Linked DNA regions of Mus musculus: region 2 is linked to region 1. Evidence: chromatin loops called from intact Hi-C (ENCODE). Cell type or tissue: gastrocnemius. All regions are shown on one strand.

Region 1 (8,000 bases):
TTGGCTTGGGAGAATGCAGGAATAGAGCCATAGCTATGATACAAATGTCGACAAGAATCCATTCGTTTATGATTTCACTTATTCATAAGTCAGCCAGGGGTTATCAAATAGCTGAATACATGTCAAGGCTAAAACTCAGGAACAGGAGCTATAAGTAGATAGATGGATAGATAGATAGATAGATAGATAGATAGATAGATAGATAGATAGATAGATGAGATAAGAGAGAGATAGTGCATACATAGATACATAGATTATGGATAGACAGATAATAAATAGATGGATAGAGGATGGATACATAAATACATGGATGGATAGATAGGTGGTAGATAGATAGATAGATAGATAGATAGATAGATAGATAGATAGATGGTGTATACATAGATAGATTATGGATAGAGAGAGAGATAGAAAGAAAGAGATAGAGAGATATAGAGAGAGATAGGTAGATAGATGACAGATAGATAGATAGATAGATAGATAGATAGATAATAGATGGATAGAGGATGGATACATAGATACATAAATACATAGATGGATAGATAGATGATAGATTATGGGTAGATTATTTATAGATAGATAGATAGATAGATAGATAGATAGATAGATAATAGATGGATAGAGGATGGATACATAGATACATAAATACATAGATGGATAGATAGATGATAGATTATGGGTAGATTATTTATAGATAGATAGATAGATAGATAGATAGATAGATAGATAGATAGATAGATAGATAGATTATGGATAGATAGAGGATGGATACATAGATACATAAATACATAGATGGATAGATGATAGATTATGGATAGATAGATAGATAGATAGATAGATAGATAGATAGATAGAGGATGGATACATAAATACATAGATGGATAGATAAATGATAGATTATGGATAGATAGATAGATAGATAGATAGATAGATAGATAGATAGATAGATAGATAGAGGCAGAGCAAGCACAGTCCCTAGCAGAAGGAAATCAATCTAGTTGAGGTGTAAGATGAACAGACAAATACAATGTGATGAGTTCATGTCTGACCCTGAGTCAGGCACGGGGCACTGAGGAATCCCCAGCTATTTGGGGACAATGCCACCACCTTCTGAGAAAGCCTGCTCTGATCTGAGCTTACCTCCTGCAGCAGCCTGGCCACTCAGTGAGAAGGGCAAGGATTCCCAGGAGGGAGCCTGTCTTAAGCCCACTCAGGGTCACACTTGTGGCCCTCAGTGGCCTGTCACTCTCACATGGCAGTGGTCCATCCCTCTCACGTGGCACTCTAGGTTCTACAGAAGCTTCTGTCGTGCCCTCTCCTCACTTCAAACAAATTAACTTACAGAAAAGTAAACGTATTTGTCTGCAAAGAAAATCCAGATGCTGCTCCCAACGGTCAAAGTTCCAAGGTCAGATCAAATAAGCAAGTCTGAACTTCAGAGAGACACAGCTCAGTGCAAGGACGGCTCATCCACTATCGCCAAGGCCCTGAGGAGCTCTCTGTACCCCTGACCCTTCCTAGCCTCCTATAGATATCCATGACAGAAATACATTTCCCTGAGGCCAGCCTTCAATGGATCTATTTCCTGTTGATAGTAGAACAATAAACCCTTCAAACACTAGGTGTCAGGGACACTCTTGTTTCTGATCTGTAGACCCAGGCTCTGCCTGGGTAACTAGCATTCCTAGTAGTGTTCAGGTGACACGGATATGGTTAGCACTGATGTCACTGTAGGACACAGGTCCCTTTTACACATTCTAGCTCTTGTCATAGACAATTAACAATGCAGAGAGGAAGTGACTCACTAGACAATTCACTGGAGTGGAAGTTTCGGTCAATAACTGGCCAGGTCAACCCTGACTCTATACCAGGAACGCGCAGTAAGCATCTACCTCTCTGAGACAGAACATGGGATGATTGGACACCACCCAGAAAGTCCAGCTAAAATTGATCAAAGACACTACTTGGGCCAACGGCATGTTCATTTTCCTATGAGTAGCAAAGTGTGGGGAAGGCATCTGTTGGCCTCTTCTTTGCAGACCTTGACTGCCTTGAACAACAGGATTATCATTCCTCAGCTGGCCAGACTACCTTTCTGCCAGCCCGCGCCATCTTGAACACTCTCCACATTAAGTCGAGAACACATGAGCCTAGCCTACTGTGTGATTCTCGAAGGCACAGCCTCAGCAGGGACTATTTGAAATAGTTTATTCCTGGCCTTTGATATCATGACCACCTATGAACTCTAGCCTACCCTGAGCAGAGAGGGGAACGCCTCCTCCGACAGTCTAGCTGATGAACTGCTATGACAGGGCTAAGAAAGAAGGCTGGGATGGATCTAAAACGCAAACCTCAGTGACTGTCACTGATGTTCAGAAGCCAGGCTGTGATCAACTCAAACAAACATCTGTGATAGGTAAAAACCAGCTGTGACTGGTCCAGAGTGGCTGTAATCAGTTCAAAACTCTTTCCTGGGCTATATAAGCAGATTGCTAATGCCCGGTTGGTTATTTCGCTAGGAGACACTCACTGCTGCTGCCTGCCTTGGTGTTAAAGCTTTAGCCTAATGAATCTCTAGGATGCTTTTCTCTTGCTTACTTCCAGTAGCGTGGGCTGAGCTGGTAACAAGAAGAAAGATGGCTGAGTATGGTGGCAACATCAGAAGAGAAGTGACCCAGAAAGCCAGGGAGCTGGCATGGCAGCCGTGAAAGCAACATGGCAGCCAGCTGCATCTCAGCTGAAGACACAGCAGGTTCCCAGCTCCCAAGGGGCCTGCCTGATCAGGTGCCCCAGTCAGTCCTGGTAGAGTTTGTTACTCCCAAGTTACTCCAGTCTAACTGGGTTATGGAAGGAGCCAAGTGGTCGGCCAAACAGCCCAGGAGCAATCACGGCAGGAAGTAGACATCAGAAATAGACATGAAGTCACAATGTGCCCTAGCTGCAAACACAGCAAGGCCAGCTTAGCTGACCGACGGCTAAAGAAGAGGCAGTTGAGCCATTGAAGTAAGGCAGGGTAGGATAAAGGTTGGCAGAACTGGACTGCTGACAAGAGAGCCGAGAGTAAAGAGGAATAGAAAGCCAGAAAAGAGAAACTGCATGGCATGATCTCCGGATTCCCAGAGTGCCATGGCTCTCATACCTCAGGCTCAGAGTTCTATCATAGGTCACTGCCAAAGGCTAAGGGTGCCAAGAGCCTAAGGCCTACAGCAAATCTGTAACACTTGTGATCCTAAATGCTGATGCGCAAGAGGCCCATATGGGGACCTAACACTAGAGGGCGCCACTTGCTACCACTTCTGGCTGCCTACTGCTGCTGCTCCCTGAGAACATCCAGAGAGGGCACTTGAAGAGCTGCTTCTTGTCTACACAAGATTCCTACCCAGGGGGGGCTAAGGACCCTCAGCCAGAAGGTTGCAACGGGATGGAATGGGAAAAGGCTGTGTTCTGAGTTAGAAGCCAGAAAGCAAGCGAGACTCTACATGGAAACCTGTGGACCCGCAGCTCTGAAGAAGTGGCTTTGGGAGACACGTCAGGGAATACCTCATTTAAGGGGCACCTCAGGCACACTGTATCTTTTCACCTTTTGGGTTTAGGCTGGTCTTCCTTAGGCTGGCTATTTGACAAGACCATGATGGTGACTTACGTCGCTTTAGAAAGTATTCTTACTCCTGTCATAAAAGAATGAGAAGCCCAAGTCTGGGAACTAGAGAACCAACTGTAGGTAGGAAACAGGCGTAGAACCAAGGGTGAGAGTGTGACAGACCTTCCAGAAGCCGAGATCTCGGAGTCTTTCTGGGAATGGTGCCCCCGTCCCCGCCCTTGCCCCGCCCCCACCCCACCCTGCACCCCCAGCATCCCTGAATTCACCTCTCCCCTGGACATGGACTATAACTGACAGTGATATTACCAGAGTGGTAAAGAACCAGTTTGCTTGTTGTTTCAAATATTTAATCATCTGGACCTTGGTGCTTTTGTATTTAGTTACTTTTCTCATTGCTACAGCACCCTTGACAAGGAACAAGTCGAGGAGGGAAGGATTTATTCAGACTCACAGTTGGTCAGGGAATAGACCATCATGGCCAGGAAGAACAGAATGGCTGCCACTACACACCTTTTCAATAGACGTGCACATAAAGTGCACATACAGGTGAATAAGTCATGACTTGCCCATACCTTTGTGCCATTTGTCATTGAAACAAAATAAAGAGCTGTGTACGAGAGTTCAAATCCCCATACTGCACAAACACCTACACTATTAGAGTTAACATGAAATGTGGCTATGGTCTCTGCTTGTCCGCATCTGGGCAGGCTTTCTCTTGGCATTTCTCACGGGTGATGCCCGAATGTTGTGTTTTATTTTGATAACACCAGCAGCAGAGAAACCCATTTTACAAAAGCACTTTCACAATAGGATCACGTGACTTTCAAGGGTGTCTTAGTGAGCACCATTTCTTTTTTATTTCCAATTTTTTTATTAGGTATTTACTTCATTTACATTTCAAATGCTATCCTGAAAGTCCCCTATACCCTCCCCCCCTTTGCTCCCTTACCCACCCACTCCCACTTCTTGGCCCTGGTGTTTCCCCTGTACTGGAGATAAAGTTTGCAAGATTGTACTGGCTGGTTTTGTGTGTCAACTTGACCCAGGCTGGAGTTATCACAGAGAAAGGAGCTTCAGTTGGGGAAATGCCTCCATGAGATCCAACTGTAAGGCATTTTCTCAATTAGTGATCAAGGGGGAAAGGCCCTTTGTGGGTGGGACCATCCCTGGGCTGGTAGTCTTGGGTTTATAAGAGAGCATGTTGAGCAAGCCAGGGGAAGCAAGCCAGTAAAGAACATCCCTCCATGGCTTCTGCATCAGCTCCTGCTTTCTGACCTGCTTGAGTTCCAGTTCTGACTTCCTTGGTGATGAACAGCAGTATGGAATTGTAAGCTGAATAAACCCTTTCCTCCCCAACTTGCTTCTTGGTCATGATGTTTTGTCCAGGAATAGAAACCCTGACTAAGACACAAGACCAAGGGGCCTCTCTTCCCAATGATGGCCAACTAGACCATCTTCTGCTACATATGCAGCTAGAGACACAATCTCTGGGGGTACTGGTTAGTTCATAATGTTGTTCCACCTATAGGGTTGCAGACCCCTTCAGCTCCTTGGGTACTTTCTCTAGCTCCTCCATTGGGGGACCTGTGTTCCATCCAGTAGCTGACTGTGAGCATCTACTTCTGTGTTTGCCAGGCACCGGCATAGCCTCACCAGAGACAGCTATATCAGGGTCCTTTCAGCAAAATCTTGCTGGCGTGTGCAATAGTGTCTGCGTTTGGTGGCTGATTATGGGATGGACCACCGGGTGGGGCAGTCTCTGGATGGTCCATCCTTTCATCTCAGCTCCAAACTTTTTCTCTGTAACTCCTTCCATGGATGTTTTGTTCCCAGTTCTAAGAAGAGGTGAAGAGTCCACACTTTGGTCTTCGTTCTTCTTGAGTTTCATGAGTTTCAAAAATTGTATCTTATATCTTGGGTATTCTAAGTATCTGGGCTAATATCCACTTAGCAAGTGCATATCATGTGAGTTCTTTTGTGATTGGGTTATCTCACTCAGGATGATGCCTTCCAGATCCATCCATTTGCCTAGGAATTTCATAAATTCATTCATTTTAATAGCTGAGTAGTACTCCATTGTGTAAATGTATCACATTTTCTGTATCCATTCCTCTGTTGAGGGGCATCTGGGTTCTTTCCAGCTTCTGGCTATTATAAATAAGGCTGCTATGAACATAGTGGAGCATGTGTCCTTATTACAAGTTGGAACATCTTCTGGATATATGCCCAGAAGAGTTATTACCTCCGGTAGTACCATGTCCAATTTTCTGAGGAACCGCCAGACTGATTTCCAGAGTGGTTGTACAAGCGTGCAATCCCACCAGCAATGGAGGAGTGTTCCTCTTTCTCCACATCCTCGCCAGCATCTGGTGTCACATGAATTTTTGATCTTAGTTATTCTGACTGGTGTGAGGTGGAATCTCAGGGTTGTTTTGATTTGTGAGCACAATTTCTTAATGTTCGACCTTTATCCAAAGTGAAGACAACACAGCAGTTTGTTTTTAATATTTGTTTCCAACATTGTAATTTCAATCTCTTATTGTGTCACCCGAGGATTTTTTTTTCTCCTGTGACGTTAGAGATGAAATGATTTCTCAATTAAAGAAATGGACGTGAGAGGAAAAATATTTATTCTTTTAATGAGCAATACTATGATAATATTCTATCAAAGTTCATAAAGTGAGACAGGTAGGGGATGCATACCTGTAACCCCAGAATTCAGAGGCCAGGCCCAGGACACATCAGGAGAACTCAGCTGAGACAGCCAACAGCAGAAACAACAACAAAGAATCCATATGGCCTTGCCTGATAACCTTTTGCATTTTTGGAATGTCAAGATTGTGATTTATTTGATAATTGTTGCGAAACCACAGGCCATGTCATAGCAATCTGTAGAAACTGCTCTTCCCGGCTTTTAACTCTTGTCTTCGCCTTTGATCTCGGCTGCCACTGGAAGGCTGTCCCTCTTCCCACAGACGTATTATGGTTGTTATAATATCACACACAGCCGGCAGATGAGCACACCTTATTCCCCCACTTCACCTCTTCACAAAGATAAGCTTTGACAGCTTTCTTATCTCAGAGAACTCTGGACCAAGCCTTCTCAACTTGTCTTCATGATCATTGTGCTGTGATACACAATGAATTCTTCCATTTTTTAATCCCAATAAATAAATTTTATTTATTAAATTACAATAAGAATCACAATAAACTTTAAAAAATATAGAATGTAGTTCATTATTTTTTACTTTATTTGAAATTTTGTCTAGTAGTTCTATTCATAGCAAAATTTTCTCCAAAAAAAGAAATTGTTTTCATTCTGGCTCAGGGTCCTTGAATCTAGTAGCCAGAATGGTTTCTTTTCATTGCAGTTGTGACCTGAGAATCCACTTCTACGTAAAACTTAAACTTTAAACTATACTTAATAGCTCATCAGAAGTATATACAGTTGGCTGTTGTATACAGTTGGCTGTAACTACAAATGTCAACAATGAAGCTGAAATAGATTTTGGAAAAATTTTGCCAGGTTTCTCTTCTTTGAGTTGGTCTTTTAGGTCCCATCCAGTTTATAACTGCACTGAGCACAGCTCCTTTCCTAGGTGGTAATGTAGACACTGCCTTGTTACAGATTTATAGAGCACTGTCAAGCAAAGATCTCAGAAACAGCACTAATCATCCATGGGTCCCAATGTCAGTGACATGAACTTTATGCATAAAGCGTGGACTCTTTCTGGCTTCCATGTTCTGAATTCAGTAAATTTTTCAAGAATTCTCTTGAATTTGACCTTTTCTTTCTGTGTGTTTTCTATATAAATACCAATTACAGTTTTGGTAGTTTTTCTTTTTCAGTCACTAGTACTGCTCTGAAAATAAAATCCAACAATATATAAAAATTGTAACCAATGAAAGGATCCCAAGAGTGGAAAATTGAGTCAATATCCTAAATGCATAGAATAAATAAATAAATAAAAACTCACACACTTATTCCAACAAATGTAGAAAGGACATTTGACAACTTCTACTCACTCTTGGTAAATACTATCATCAAAGGAAGACCTTCCCATACTTGATTTAAAAAATAATAAGATTTAAAAAATAACTAACAGCTAATAATGTGCCTGACACACAAAGGCTGTCCTTCAAAATTCCTGTGTTGATCTAGGTAAGGTGGTTCATGCCCAAAATCCTAGATAGCCAGGAGGCTGAGAAAGGAGAGTCACAAATTCAATTTCTACCAGCCCCGCATGGTGAGTTCAAAGCCAGCCTGGGCAACTTAGTGGGACTCTATCTCAAACAAACAAACGAAAACAAAGAACTGTGGATATAGCTCACCGAGGGCTCACTTACCTAGCATGTGGAAGGCCCTGTGATCACTAACAAACATGCACTCCAGGGAGGG
Region 2 (8,000 bases), 580 kb before region 1:
GGCTGGCTGGCATGCTGTATCCCTGGGATAATGTCAAATGTCTCCCCTCTCATCTTGCCATGGACTTAGAGAAGCATGCTGCCGTGTCTGTCTTTCACATGGCTCTATGGGCTACAAGGCCTCATGCAATACAGCAAGTGCTTTACTGTCAAGCCATCTCCCCACCCTTAGCTCCACTCTCATCTTAAGTGACCACTCTCCCATTGTTGACAGGTTCATGATGTCCAGCAATGACTGTTCTGTGGAAAAGCCAACTCCTGTCTTGTGGACTGTGTACCTGGCCTGACTGTGGACCGTTAACACAGACTATGAGAGGTGACGCAGAATCAAACAGCAGCCTATGAGACACTTCTCTGATCATTTAACTTGAACTTGATTCGATGGTAAAAGGAGATTAATCATTTCATGTAGTGAGGACTTCCACCCATTTATTCCGCAAACACTTTTTGATGCCCATCTACATTCTAAGCTGCTGTTCTGGGTCCTAGATTTATAACAACTGAGTCTTGCCCTTACAGAGGAAGAACAAGCAAACACAAAATGCAATCGGGAACTTCTGATCGGTGAAAACTCGAAAGAACTTATGGAGGTTAGTAGTATAAAGCTAGGGTAGTGGGGTGCTATGGTTTAAATGGCACAGGCTTCAGCGTTGAACGCTTCATCCCACGCTGGTGGGCTATTTTGGGAGCTAGTGGAAACCTTGGGAGACAGGGCATATCTAGGCTCAGTAGATCACTGGGAGCAGGTCTTTAAGGGTCATGCATGGTCTCCACCTTTTCTTGCAGCCTACTTCCAGCCCTCCCCTGCATGTTCCCGCTTCCATGGTGTTCAGCCTCATCTTAGACCTAAGTAATGGACCAAGAACTGAAGCTTCACAGCCTGAAGACAGGATAAATATCCCTCCATCCAATTGAGTACCTTGGTCAAAGCTATGGAAAGCTGATCAACACAGAGAGGTGTTTTCAATTGGTTGTTCAGGGTGACCTGTGTCAGGGGCTCCCATATAGCAAGCAGCCTGGAAGGATGCCGGAGGCTCACAGATGCTGCTGCTATGGAAGGAAGAGGACTGAGATACATTGGCCAGGAGAGGCTCTACATGCATAAGCCAAGGAAAGGTGTAACACAGTTGAGATTATGCTTGAGCACACGGGCACTGGGTGCCTCTGGGCCTCCCACAGATCAGGCTGCAGGTATCACTAGGATGCAGGGAATTATGGCAAAGTCTCACCACCATTGGAGTGCCAGCCTCTTTCTGAGAGGAGACACGCCTACTTCCCTTCCACCAAGGTGCTTAATCCCCAGTTAGAGATCAGCACCTTGCAGTGTCCTGTGTTTACTAAGATGTTGTTGGGTTTTTTTTAAACTATTTTAAAAGGAGCTGTGGGAGAAGAAAGAACAGCTGGGATGTACCAAAGGACAGACAGAGCCCGTTGATATTCTGCTCTAACATCTCCCTCAATCTGGTAACCCTTGAACACCTTGGTTTCTCACCTGTCAAGTACAGGTGCTAACAGCTTCCTCTAGATGAGAGGAGGTGCCAGATGCCTACATGCCTCAGCCTCTAGACTCTTCCTGGTGTGTGTGTGTGTGTGTGTGTGTGTGTGTGTGTGTGTGTGTTCTATCTAAGGAGGAAATAGTTCTATCATGATGAGATGAGGTAGTAGTGAAAAAAGCCCAATAGGAAAGACAGGTGGCACACTTTTGGTTGTAGGTAGTGGCAGTAGGGGGGATGGGGGGAAGATAGACACACAGAGAGATGAGAAAGAGAGACAGAGAGAAAGAACCCATTAGCAATGTCAGGTTTTGTTTATTGTTTTCATCCCAATGGTAATAAATCAATTTTGGGTTTGTCATTTTAATTAGTCTTCTCCCATCAGGGAAGTCAGGGCTGCTAAGTCCTGATAGGGAGCTGAAAAATCACCTGGAAACAGGAGTCCAGAATGTGCCTCAGCCCCAGCCTCCACGTGCTGGTGGGCTCTGTGCATAGAATGGACTCTGCATGCAATAGGGTGGCAAGGGCAGAGCTGTGTCCTCCCAAATGGGCTCGGCACAAGAGTCACCTCAGACTGTGGATTAGGGTTGAGTGCGAAGCTATCGGGATGGGAGGGAGGCTGAGTGTGTCTTTTTTCTGTTGTGGGGAAAGGAGCGGGGAGGGATCAATCTCCAAAGACATGTCTATGCAGTCAGAAGTGAAACAGAGGAAATAAAAGTCAGGGGTCTGCTACCCTCAAGGGTGAGGACAAGGGAAACTCGGGAAGGAAGGAGAATTGAAGCGCTCTTCCTCGGTGTTTCTTTCTCTGCCTTCTGCTTATCCCGAGCAATCCCACTGGCTGTGACACTCTGGGAAGAGTCAAAGGCCTTTGCAACCGTGCAGTGTAGGTGCTCTGACTGAGCTGGTGCAGCAGCCAACCGCGATGTCAGTAAAGGGCTTGCTTGCCTTATAAGCATGAGGATTAAGTTCAACCCCTCAGAGCCCATATAAAAAGCCAGGCATGGTGGTGTCTGCCTGCGATGTCTGCTGGAGAGGAGACAGGCAGAGTCCTGGGGATTGAGGAGATAGAGACAGGCAGACCCTGGGGTTTGGGAAGGTGGAAGCAGGCAGAACCACAGGTTTCCAGCACCAGCCAACCTTACCTCCCTGATAAGTTCCAGGCCAGTGAGATGTCTCAAAACCAGGTGTATGACATCAGAGGAATGACAGTGAGATCTGACCTCTCCAGACCCACACTCACACTGTTGTCTTAGCTTAAAGACCTGAACAGTAACGGAAGTGACTGTGAGCCTTCCAAACCCAAGCCTTAACAGTCACTAAAATCTGCATTGTCCCCTCAGCAACATCTATAATGACCATTGGCTCCCTCCTGCTGCTCAGATTTGTCTCTAACAGGATGACACGTGCATTTCCTTAACAACGTGCTTCTCTTAGTTCTTGTATTTGCTGTGTGTCTGCGGAGAAATCGCTCGCGTCTCTGGGCTTCAGTTCTTTGAACACACTGGGAGTATATATCTAGCCTATTTGATTGGCATGATTATTTTGAGGATCTGATGGTGTGTTCTAGACCAAACAACACACGTTTTCTTCCATATGTGGGTTCTTCGTGTGGCAGGCACATAGAACCATATATGTACTGATGATGTGAAAGTGGAGGTGAAAGTCTTTGGGGAGCAGAGAGGGGTTCACAGGAGTGAGAAGGCAAGAAACACTGCAGGCAGCAGGTGTTGAATTGTCCCAGAGGTCCAGTTTCCTCATCTATGTGACTCCAGGGCTGGCTGCAGACATGCTGACCTCCCCCATCTCTGTCGGCACAGGGCACATGTCGGCCTACCCCTCCTTGTTCACTTCTGTGCATCCCTCTGACCATGGATTCTGACAGGACTGTATCTGGGTATCCATCCTTTTCCATTTCTCCTGTTGAACCAGGAAGTAGATTCTCCCCAGCTGGAAAGCGCTTCCTTTCTCTTTTCAGGAAGTGGCCTGAACTCAATCTCTTCACCCCTTTCACTCTCATGGCTAATTCTAGAAGGATCCTGAATGTGCGCACCTCCGTGGGGTAAAGGCGGTCCATAAGGACGCCCTTTAACTCCTCTGACTACCAGATTGTGGGCTCACTGGGGCCCCTGGCCTGCCTGACGGGTCCTTTCAACCTTCCTCCGAGGGCCAGTCTGTGACTGCACAGAAGAGGGCGCTCTTGTGCAGAGCCGGGACTGGCTTGCCGGGAGGAGTTTCCCGGTTCCTGTTAAGCCTGTGACCTCTGCTGAGGATATTAGATAAAAGGGATCATCACCACTGCCTGCATGTTCTGCAAAATGCAGACAAAACCCGCCAAACTGATAAAATGTTAGGGAACGCCTGGCGAGGCGGAAGGCTGCTCTCCCATCTTCCTGTCCTCCAATGGTCTGAGAGGATGCGGCCAGCTTTTATCAGCTTCCTCCCCTTCCAGCACGCTCACCTCTGTGAAAACCATCAAAGAATGGGGATAAAAACAGTCGTGTGTTTGTTCCAGAGTCTGAGGACTGCTCTCGCTGTTTTGGAAATTACTTACCAGGAACTCATTTTGTCAAACAGACATTTACTGAAAGCCGGGTGTTCAGCTTTTTGACACTTTCAGGAGCAGGCTTCAAGCTCCTTCCTTGCCTGGGCTCTGCTTCCCTCTCTAGTCTAGTTTCCCGATAATTGCCTGTGCGCTGGTTCTTCCCGCCTCCGGCTTTATTGTCACATTCCCATTTTGCTAGAATTATTTTTCTGGCTCCTTTTTTTATTATAATCTTCAGAGCTCAGCATAAATGTCATGTTCTCAAAGATTTTCCCGGGTGTATGCAGTATTCAGAGTTCCACGGATAGGGAAAACAAGAGGAAATGGACAGAGGGATGGAAGATAGACTGATAGACTTATATGATATTGGCATACATTCAAGATATATATGCTATATACAGATAAATTAGTATTGACATGTTCAAGATACATTGAGTGTATGTTCCAGGAATAATATGAAAATACACACACGGTAAAGAGATAGGTTATTTATTTGTGTCTCTTTCTCTCCATAAATGTGTGTGTGTGTGTGTGTGTGTGTGTGTGTGTGTGTGTGTGTGTTGTACTTACAGAGGCTAAATCCTAATGTACACAGGAGGCAAACTGGAAACCCTGGAGAACCGACGGTGTGCTTCTGGCCCAGCTGTTATTGTCTATTCTCATCAATATTCAGAGACTGATTTCCCAGCTGATTTCAAAGAGGCCGAGGGAAAGGGAAAAGGGGAGGGAGAGAGAGAGGAGAGGGAGAGGTAGGGAGGAGGGAGAGGGAGGGGGAGAGACAGACAGGGAGACAGAGACGGGGGGTGAGAAACAGAGAGACAGAGAGAGACAGAGAATGCTCCCTTCCCCAGCTTTTGTGTTCTGCTCAGACTGTCCATAGGTTGAATGAGGCTCTGCTCCATTTGTAATCTGTTAACTCATGCTAGTGATTCAGGCTCAGTTGTTAAAGGTGCTCCACGGTACAGTGGTGACCCGAGTTTGAGAGCCTAGACTGACATGGTGAAAGAAGAGAACTGACTCCTCTGGCCTTCATATACACACCAAATTAATAAGTTTCTCTCTCTATCCCCGGAGCTTAGGAAACCACAACTCTTCCAGTATACATTTGAACAAAATAAATACAGATTTTAAAGAGAAGGGAGAAGTAAAAGGCAAGCTTTATTTTGTTTGTTTGTTTGTTTGTTCTGATCTGTTCTGTTCTGCCTAAAGTGTTGAGGACCAAACCCAGTCCTCACATTTGCTAGACCAGTGATCTACCACTGAACTACACTCCCAGCCCTGGGTACTATTAATAGATGCTTATGACAATGTGAAGAACAATAGCCCTACTCTTTCTGGAAGTTAGGAAAGGCTTTGAAGTGAGGCATTAGAACCGTGGATGGCAAGCCCAGCAGACAATGGAGCACGATGGAATAGGAGCAAGATTTGAAGAACAGGCCAAACAGTGTGGGCTATTGTATGAGCTTTGGGGATTGATGTTTGCATAAGTGGTTGGAAAGTTAGGGCGCTGGACAACGAACCCTGACTGAGAGAGTCTTGCCTACAGCTGCAGATTTTACTCAACTCATTAGAAACTGGGATGTCAGTAGAAGGCTTGAAATAGAGCCATTCATTTTAGCAGAGAAGACAGAGCCTGGCACGAAGGAACCCATTGAGAAGCACTTATTCATTGAGAGACAGAAGATGAAAGAGTATCAGAGCCTTCAGCATGACCAACCAGGCTCCGACACAGACAGAGCCCCAGCCCTTCCCCAGGTAGGTAGACTTTCTGGGAGCTGATAGCTTGGTGGTGATCTGAAAGGAGTCAGTGTCTTCATCTAGCAGTACATAGCCTCAAGGAACCAGAAATCATTGAATAGCGCAGTGTATGGGGTGGAAAGGCAGGCACAGGCGAGATGGACAACCGATATTCCGTCACAAAGACAGGATGAGATGTAAAGACAGAACTGGTACCTCCTCCGCTGAGGAAGAAGGAATCATCTGAAGTAGGGACACTGCTTCAAGGGAGCTGTTAGAGGTACTGAGAAGGTTCTAGAAGAGTGAGGGACTTGGAGATATCTCTCAGGTAGAATATGTGAGACATAGTAATTGGATATGGGGTCAGAAAATTGAAAGATCAGGGCCTTAAGTACGACTCTCCCTAGGATTTATAAAAAAGAAGCAAGAGGTCTAGTGGATTAGAAGTATTTGAAGATCATCCTTTAAATAGAATTGTTCCATCACCCACTTCACCCCAGCACCGTGTGGTCAGCCCACCGATATTCACATAGTGAGACTTTTCAACTAAGCGGACTTCAGAGGATCTATCTAATTCCCTCTCCCAAGCATTTGTCACATTGAAGCATAGCTTTTCATGATGACAGCAGGCAGTGAAGAGATCACCCCATCCTTAGCCTTACCCTGACGATGCTCCTCCTTATCCGAGCCTCTGGCTGTTCTTTGATGGATACTTGTTGCACAGGTCCCGCTAGCAATTTACAGAGCACTTCCTCTTGATACAGTCAGTGGACAGGAGCCATGGAGACCAGAGGGTTGTCAGGTGGCGGTGAGCATGGTACAGCTCCTCCCCTCGCCCCTACAACTGAAGCAAACTGAAACAAAAAGAACACACATTCACAGAAACGTGAGCAGTCTCAAAGACACTTTTCCAAAATGTCAGGAGAATAATGGCCCAAGGGCCCAGTGTCAGCTGACACTGAACATCCAATATTTGTTGCTGATAATTACTTTTTTTTTATATTTTAAGTTCATCATTTCTCTTTTCCCTTTGTTGCCTCTAAACCTTCCCATGTAGCCCTCCTTGCTCTTTCTTCAAATTTGTGACCTCCCTTTTCATTAACTGTTGTTACATGTATGTATATGTATAAACACACATATTCCTAACATAACCTGTTTAGTCCATATAATGAAGATGTATGTATGTGCTTTCAAGGCTGACCACCTGGTATGGGATAACCAGTCAGTATGCTCTCCCTGGGGAAGACTGTTTCTCCCACTCTCGGCATTCCCTAGTTGCCTGCAGTTCTTGGTGTAGGGTTGAGGTCTGTGTGCTTCCCTTGTCCAGATCAGTCTGTCTTCTATTGTCACCCTTGTTTAATTCACACTTAGGGAAGCATGATGAGACTTTCTAGGTGCAGCTTCTCGGATCCTCTGTTGGCTCTTACTATCTTCCTATGCTTTCTTCTTCAGTGTCCCCGAGCCTTTGGTAGGGGAGCTTTATTGTAGATAGATATCAGTTGAGACTAGGCTCCATAATGCTGCATTTTTTTATTGTGATTTTTTTCTCTAAGAGTCTTAGTCTGTTGCAGAGCTATTTTTTTCTTATTTATTTATTTATTTATTTAGGTTTTTTCGAGACAGGGTTTCTCAGTGTAGTCCTGGCTGTCCTGGAACTCACTCTGTAGACCAGGCTGGCCTTGAACTCAGAAATCTGCCTGCCTCTGCCTCCCAAGTGCTGGGATTAAAGGCATGCGCCACCACGCCCGGCAAGATATATTTTTTTTCCTTGATGAGGGTGAGGACTACACTTATCCATGCATATAACGACAAATATTTAGGATGTAGTTGGGGACTTTGCTGGTTTAAAAAAGTGGTGGTTGTGGGTTATCCTCCAAAATCCATGACTTCATGAGCCCTGGGTAGTTAGCTGGGTTTTCAGAACTAGGGATGATTTATCTCCTGTTGAGCAGGTCTTAAGTCCAATTAGATAGTTTTTAGTTAACATGCAGAAATGTACACCTTTAGGGCTATTGTAATATGCTCATTGCTATTGTACTCTGAGTATCTTCATAATCTCATTGCATATGTGGTTTGGGGCCACCATGTGTTTTAGTTGCATATTTATGGGTAAATGTATGTATAACATAGTGAAATTTATGTAATAGGAACAGCTGTCCATCATTAGCTGCCCGCCCCCCTCCAAGGTCCAACGGGAGGAACTGCTTGCTAACACCCTGTGCTGTTTCC

Evidence for each region. Peaks named below come from ENCODE experiments on the same cell type or tissue, not always from the same donor. Only the 100,000 strongest peaks of a DNase experiment are listed, where the experiment ranks them.
Region 2: a loop joins it to region 1, with 3 times the contacts of the local background. A loop is called at or near these places in 2 of 42 quality-filtered maps.

Annotation. Positions count from the first base shown.
Region 1 is chr1:183,652,530-183,660,529 of GRCm38, reverse strand. The region is part of intron 2 of Gm39724 (a long non-coding RNA gene); the gene reads right to left. Among named protein-coding and RNA genes, the nearest start is that of Gm39724, 25 kb to the right of the region's middle. In gastrocnemius, a CTCF peak has its summit at 3,258 (motif pointing right); DNase peaks (open chromatin) are centred at 2,773 and 3,291.
Region 2 is chr1:184,231,478-184,239,477 of GRCm38, reverse strand. No RefSeq gene overlaps it. Among named protein-coding and RNA genes, the nearest start is that of Gm34177, 94 kb to the left of the region's middle. In gastrocnemius, no CTCF peak of the experiment used is centred here; a DNase peak (open chromatin) is centred at 3,673; H3K4me3 peaks cover 640 bases; H3K27ac peaks cover 773 bases.